2 separate regions of the Homo sapiens genome follow, and region 1 is linked to region 2. The links are chromatin contacts, found by Hi-C or POLR2A ChIA-PET in ENCODE. All regions are on one chromosome and are shown on one strand. Each heading gives the region's core, a stretch centred on a gene start or an enhancer-like site at or near the end of the contact. The rest is flanking DNA. Distances are from core to core; before and after follow the strand shown.

Region 1 (3,678 bases), core at 1,072-3,571, 110 kb after region 2:
TCAAGTCACCAAAGAATATATTACATGATGCTACAACAAGGCAATCAGCAAAATCTGGACTGGGGGGGAACTTTACAGGATAAATGATCGAGTTACTTCCACAGAAAATTACAAGGAAAAAAGATAAAAAGAAATTAAGTGGGAACCTATAGATATAACGTAGCAACTATTTGCTAAGCGTAGGTCTTATTAATAAAGAACTGTAATGTTGTTAATGGTTGTAGTTACGTATCTTTAATAATTTTATTAAGGCATACGTTTAAATTGGATAGTTCAGCAATTTCAAGTGTATAATTCAATGGTGCTTTTAGTAAATTTACCAAGTTGTACAACCATCACTAGATTATTCCCATAAGACCCTTCACGTACAATAATTGTTAGTCCACCTCGTCCCCAGCTCACCAGATTAACTTTCTGACACCACAGATTTGCCTTTTCTGAACCTTTCACATGGAATCATACAGTATGCAGTTTTGTGTGTCTAGCTCCTTTCACTTAGCACGTTTTGGTCACCTATGTTACAGCATGCTATCAGCAACTTGTTTTTATTGTTGAATAGTATTCAATTGTATGAACACAACATATTCATTCACCAGTTGATGGGCAGTTAGACTGTTTCCAATTTTGAGACATACTGTGAATAATGCTACTATAAACATTTGTGCATGACAATCATTGTGTCGGCAGATATGCAAGAGTAGAATTGCTGGGTCATTATGGCAAATTTATGTTTAACACTTTAAGGAAGTGACAAACTGTTTTCCAAAGTGGTTGCACCATTTTACATTTCCACCAGCTGTGTATGAGGGTTCCTGTTTGTGATTACACTTTTTGAGTATTTATACTTTAGGCATATACACAGAAATACTATGGGCTGGAATTTTATGATTGAGGGATCAAAATAACTGGTGGCGGGGGGAAATGGGTAGCTGTAATAGAGGAAACATATTTATGGTGATTAACCTTTGTTTTCTCTGGGTGGCAGAATATGAATGATTTTTATTTTTTTCCTTTTGTATAGTTGTATATTCTACTTTTATTACATTGATCAATATACACATGGCAGTGTCCAAGACTGACAGTGCAACAACTTGAACATTTCATGAACAGAAAATAATTGACTTGAACAGTAAGCTTTTTCAAGTTTTTAATTTTTTAAGGAAATTTTAAGATGTACAGAATGAGTACTATGTGCCAGGCCCTAAGCTCAGTGCTGGGGGCACAAATTTGATTAAAACTTAGAAACAAAGAAAGGCAAGTCTAGAATGACAATATAGCTATGGTCAGTGCTACAGCAGAGCTAATCACTCAGGAGTCATCTTAATTAGACCCAGGGTCAAGCAAGGCTTCCTGAAAGAGAAGGTTTCTTGAGGGAATGATGTATACACAAAATACTTCTCATTAGAACCATTTCATTAAGTAACACAGTCACTGCTTAATGATTAAAAATGAAGGCCCTGCTTTAAATGCCAAATTTCTTTTTGTAGCTAATATTTCAACAACTTCAAATATCCTTCTTAAATTTCTTATGAATTGAAGAGTAGGAGATTCAGAAAAAAGATAAACATCTTGTCTTGCGATGTTTAGAATATAACGACTACATAAAATCTGTAAATATGTATAACTGGAAAATTTTTTTAATTCATTTTATTTATGTGTGGTTTGATCACAGTCAATCAGCACATCCTTAAATTTTCATTTTAATATCACTTCTAAAAAGTTTATTGATGCTCTAAATAAGGGGTGAGCAAACTATAGGGAAAGAGGGAGAACTGAATATAGAGACCATACATGACCTACAAAGTCTAAAGTATTGGCTATTTGGCCTTTTTTTTTTTTTTAAACAGAAAAAGTTTTTCCACTCTTGCAAAGTCTCTGAATGGATTTCTGTTCATACTGGAGCTAAAACTTGTTTCACCAATAAACTCTTATTATCAGCTTGTAAAGGAAGAAGTCATCAGAAAGGCACTAACTGCTGTGGTACTCGGTCTAGACACTAGCACAATTATAGACTTGCTTATGGTGGGAAGGAGAAAGAGTGGGAAGGGGTTTCTAAGAGAGAATAAACAAAGAGTGAGTAATTAGCTAAGAAAAATGTGGGTTTTGAGGGAAGTAGGAGGAATTCAAAGAACATAGTTGAAGCAGACAAAAAATAAGGAGTAGCCTTAAGGGGCTTTACAATAAGCTGCTCAATTTGGTAGACAACTGCTGGGATAGCAATGAAATACAGAATGTGGAAGCTAGATCTCCTGAGAAAAACTGAGACTCAGAGACATGAAGCTATTTGCCCAAGTTCACAGAGCAAGGGAGTGGGAGACAAACTGAACTACAACTACCTAAATTTCAGTTCTGTTTTTTCCACTACATCACACTGACACCACAAGACGTCAGCCTGGAAATAAACCACTATCAGCTTGTCACAAGTTAGCTCAACTGAGTTCAGAAAGAACAAAGTCTTTTCAGGAGGAGTTCCCCTTCCTCCCCCAATTATCAGTTACTTTTCAGGGAAGAACTGAGCAAGGTGTGTTGTATGCAGAACTTGAAGAAGTGGAGGAAAGGGCATACAAGCAGCTCTATTTATCCCAGATGTTGGGGAAAACAAGAGAATGTTAACCAAACATCATTAAAATAAGCCTTAAGATATCCCATGGCTTTCTAGCAGTAAGAAAAAATGAATTTCAAACAATTTACCTGGTTCCAATTTTATTACTTTAATTGCTGCTAATTCACCAGTGTTAACATTCCGTGCCTAAAAGAAAGAGGAAAAAAGGATTATTGTGAAGAAAGCTTTCATAAAAAGTGTATAAAATTTCACTTTAGCTTACTGTTTTCAGTTATATAAAAATATTTTAAAAGAAATGCAAATGTAATTTATATTTACAAAACAAATAGTTTTTCCTTCACAATAAATTTCAACATTTATGTATAAATTTAATATTGGCAAAACTAATAGCTAATATACACTTAGATGTTAGTACGGATGTGCCAGGCACTATTCTAAATGTTTTAATATTAATTCATTTAATCCTCACAACAACCTTATAAAATAGGTACTGATATTATTCTCATTTTGCAAGTGAGGAAACTAAAGGACATAGAACTCAAAAGAACTTAACAAGGTCATACAGCCAGTGAGTCGACAGTGCTGGGATTCAAACCTAGGCAGTCTAACTCCACAGTCTGAGCCTTTAAGTATTACACTGTATTGCTATTCATTCAAAGGCTAGTTGAACTAATTAACTAGCCTTATATTTTTTCATTTAAAAGCTTTAGGATATGAAAGGCTAACACAATTGTGTATATAATTATGAAAACAGGCCCCCTGCATCCTTTTAAACACACCTGATGGTACAGTCAAATACATGTAGTTCAATGCAAAACCTATTTTTGTAAGCCACATATTAAAAATCACTTTAAAAAATCAAATTATAGATTCCTGGCATTTACAACTGTATAATTATGTATATAAGTACACATAATTATATTATGTGTATTTATGTGTACATATAACAATATATATTATATATAATACACATATAAATAAGCAGAAACTATATTAAAATGGCAGTAAGTCTTTGTCAATTTAAGATATTTTATAATTGGATCAGAACTTTCAATTTGATATTTTAAACTGTTAACTACAAATAATATTCATACCACCAATGAAGAACAATACAT
Region 2 (3,837 bases), core at 26-2,525:
CTGATCTTTTAGTACTTCCTGTTTCTGCCATCAGGCTCTGTATGTGAGACACTATTTCCAGCTCCCCACCGCCATACCCTTGCATTATTTCTCTAGTCTCTTATAAAACTTTTACTAGGCCAATTAAGTTGCTTACAACTGGGCAGATTTTTACAACCCTGCCACATTATCTAAAATCACTAAATTAACTTGAAAATTAACTGAAAAAAATGTTTCTTTAAAGAACAGTAAGGTTGACAAGCTTTTATAGTAAGAATAAGATAGTCTGACTTTTATGCTTACCTTAATTAACATAAATTTCTGCATTGGTTCAACCCATTCTAATAGAACAATGCTAGTCTGAAGTGCTCCACATAGGTATTTATGGCCCGTGTAAGGATTTCTTACTGTCAAAGCAAAAATATAAATGAGTTCTCTTATAAAACAAAGTCATTATGACAATAATTGCATGCTCAAAAAAACAAACAAAACTAAACAAACTAAACATAAAACAAAATCAAAAGCTGGTTGCCAGTTCAGTTTCTTAATTAGAGGGCTGGGTGAAAAAAATACTGTTTCAGGTAATAGCAGGAAATGCCCTCTTAACTTGCAGGATTTTTATTTGTATGCACAAATGAAACTGCTGGTTATAATGAGGCTGTGGGGTAAGAGGAAGGACTTTTCGTCTTATGATGGTAGGAAAATTACCTGAGGTGGCAACATTCTGATAAAAGGGTCAAAGTAAATTTGGGAAGAAGTTGTCAGACTCCTAAGATACAACACATTCGGGTGGTTCACAAGGTGCTTTTGGTGGTAATGTTCAGAGGCAATAATGTTTTGTTTCTGAAAATAAAACACTTGTCTATCTTCCCCCTTTTGATTCAATTCTTATGGTCACTAGAAAACATCACAGATATTAATCGAACCTTAAAATACTGGTTTACAAATAATAAAATTGAATTACCTCAGATTTTGAAATTTTCTTCTGGTTATAAACCAGAAGAAGTAAAGTAAATATATGTGAAGTAAATATATTTGGAATAAAGATAAAAAAACTGAACTGTGAAAAGGGGAACAGCAGTAAAGTTCACACACTTCAAATAGATTTGAAATATTTAAATGGCAGAGGAGGAGAACAGCAAAACTGTCCCGCCAAAGAAAACAGAGAAGTCTATATAGGAAATTCTTTCCTATAATTAACTTTTCCTAAAAACCTGCCCCTTTGTCCTCAGGTAGAGTCAAGTAAATTTGCTGCAGTTCTAACAGAGACTCAACCACCATGTCTAAACCCAACCTTGTCATCCTCTTTTGCTCTAAACCAGCTGTTCTCGCTTCCTGTTAACACTTGCCCTTCTGCCAGTCTTTTGGGTTTGAGGCCTCAGTCATCTCTGACATCTTTTCCCTTCACACCCAGATACTCCTTCCCTGCTATTTGCACTGCTACTGCTCTAGCACAAGACTTCCTTCCTTACTTGTTGCACAGTAATAAGTACATGCTCACACAAGGCCAATGGCTCACACTCATCTGCCACTCTCCTTTCTATCATCTGTATCCAGCTAAGCGAATAGTCAGCATTTATTATGTAACCTTTATGATTTTTTTTTTGCCTCCACATGTTATGTCATTTCTTCTGTTTGAAATGACTCTCCATCTATTCAGTTCAAATCTGAATCTGCCTTATTTTGAGGCCTGGCCCAAATGCCACCTTCTTCAGTGAGCCTATGTTTAGAGTCCTTTCCACACTATACTTGTGGTATAATGACTCATGTGTTTATCGTCCCTTTTATAATAATAGTAACTTAAGGGAAAGAAATCATTTTTTGCTCTGGCTACATGCAAATAGAACAACTAATTGTTATTGGGGTGGGGGAGGAATTTAGGTGAGAGGAAGGTGAACATAAAAATACATGCTGAAGGAATAAATGCCATCTCACAAGCCATTGCTAAGCAGAATGGTGAATGGTACGTAACAGGACCCTTGGAAAACAGGGTGTGATAAAATGTGGTAAAAAAAAAAAAGTCATACAACTTTCTCCATTTACCTAGGCAATAAATTATTTGTTTAGCAAATAATTTATTTGCTAATAAACATTTATTTGCAAATAAATTATTTGCAAGGTACTATGTATTAGGCTTAGTCTACACAGAGATGAAACAGCCAAGAAATTTGTTCTACTTAAGCAGGAAAAATAAAGTATTGCTGGCAGAATGCCCTGGGGTAGTACTGTTTTATGCCAGATTTTAGGAGGAGTCTCAGAGAGCTATATGCTATTGGACAGTTTACTTACCAACACAACACTTCTGGCACCATTTGGTTTCAGGGATTTTTGCTGATACAGAAAATTTCCTAAATGTAAATAAAAGTGAGTACGTAATATATGTAGGCAAACTTAGTATATGAAAAAGCTACTGTTATAGATCAGTGCACAAAGGATGAGTTCAAAACTGGTGCTGACATACTAGCTCATCTATTAAAATTAGAATAAAAAGGCCGGGTGCCATGGCACGTTGCCTGTAATCCCAGCACTTTGGGAGGCCGAGGTGGGCGGATCACAAGGTCAAGACTTCGAGACCAGCCTGGCCAACATAATAAAACCCCGTCTCTACTAAAAATACAAAAAAATTAGCCAGGCATGGTGGTGTATGCCTGTAATCCCAGCTACTCAGGAGGCTGAGGCAGGAGAATCGCTTGAACCCAGGAGGTGGAGGATGTGGTGAGCCGAGAGCACACCATTGCACTCCAGCCTGGGCAACAACAGAAGAGCAAAACTCGGTCTCCAAAAAAAAAAAAAAAAAAATTAAATAAATTGGATCCCCTTCTCATGGCCCCCAATCAGTTCCAAATGGGTTAAGGGTTTAAATATGAAAACAAACTATAGAAGTCTATAGAAATATATGACCTTGGGATTTAAGAAATACAAAAACAACAAATCATACAGGAAAATGCTGTTACATTTTAATTGGCTTTTTTGCCCCCACTGATTCAACCTTAGCACCTCAAACTACAGGTGGCAGTCAATTACTGAATTAGTAACTTTGGTTTACCAAAAGATATCATTGAGAAAATGAAAAGCCAAAAACTGGAGAGAGCTATTTTTAGTACATGTAATACATTTACATGTACTGTAAAAAGCTGTCTTATTATAAAAATTTGTGAAGAATTTCTTTTTTAGAAATCTTTGTTTCTCTACTCAGGAAAAGTGGGATACAGATGTTCTGCAAAGGTGCTATAGGTGTTTTGCAAACATCTGACTCGAATTTAATAGATAAAAATCAATTCTGAATTTTTTTAAAAACTACAATTTAAAAACTACACATACACTCAAATGTCTTTTAAAATGTAATATAATAAAGGTTGTTGGTGCATCAAATTGTAAAAACCTCAAATTAAACCCATTTCTGTACATACTTTTTATTATTAAATTTTATTTTATTTTTTGGACAAGGTCTCGCTCTGTCGCCCAGGCTGGAGTGCAAGGGTGTGATCTTGGCTCACTGCAACCTCCGCCTCCCAGGTTCAAGCAATCCTCCTGTCTCAGAATGCCAAATAGCTGGGACTACAGGTGCCTGCCATCATGCTCAGCTAATTTTTGTATTTTTAGTAGAGACGGGGTTGTGCCACTTTGCCCAAGCTGGTCTCGGACTCCTGAGCTCAGGTGATCCGTCCGCCTCGGACTCCCAAAGTGCTGGGATTACAGGTGTGAGCCACTGTGCCCGGCTAAAGATTTTTTCTATTTTTTTTTTTTTTTTTTTTTTTGAGACGGAGTCTCGCTCTGTCGCCCAGGCTGGAGTGCAGTGGCTTGACCTCAGTTCACTGCAACCTCTGCCTCCCAGGTTCAAGTGATTCTCCTGCCTCA

The links. Hi-C counts contacts between places; a loop is a spot of excess contacts on that map. ChIA-PET counts read pairs that join two places held with the same protein, here RNA polymerase II (POLR2A). Pooled maps may share reads with other maps.
Region 1: a pooled map shows a loop between it and region 2 (7-fold over the local background). The contact joins two enhancer-like sites. A Hi-C loop is called at or near these places in 4 of 37 single-sample maps with no recorded cell type and 5 of 50 pooled maps. POLR2A ChIA-PET finds 5 or more read pairs at or near these places in 1 of 52 experiments (A549).

The regions. Positions count from the first base shown.
Region 1 is chr2:39,375,375-39,379,052 of GRCh38, forward strand. It overlaps MAP4K3 (mitogen-activated protein kinase kinase kinase kinase 3), which reads right to left. Exons shown (of 34, transcript NM_003618.4): 2 at 2,692-2,749. Among named protein-coding and RNA genes, the nearest start is that of MAP4K3, 60 kb to the right of the region's middle. Within about 2 kb of position 2,322, at least 3 of the 41 ENCODE cell types and tissues checked have a DNase peak (open chromatin) inside an H3K27ac peak, as active enhancers do.
Region 2 is chr2:39,264,921-39,268,757 of GRCh38, forward strand. It overlaps MAP4K3 (mitogen-activated protein kinase kinase kinase kinase 3), which reads right to left. Exons shown (of 34, transcript NM_003618.4): 27 at 2,269-2,327; 28 at 283-386. Among named protein-coding and RNA genes, the nearest start is that of CDKL4, 23 kb to the left of the region's middle. Within about 2 kb of position 1,276, at least 3 of the 41 ENCODE cell types and tissues checked have a DNase peak (open chromatin) inside an H3K27ac peak, as active enhancers do.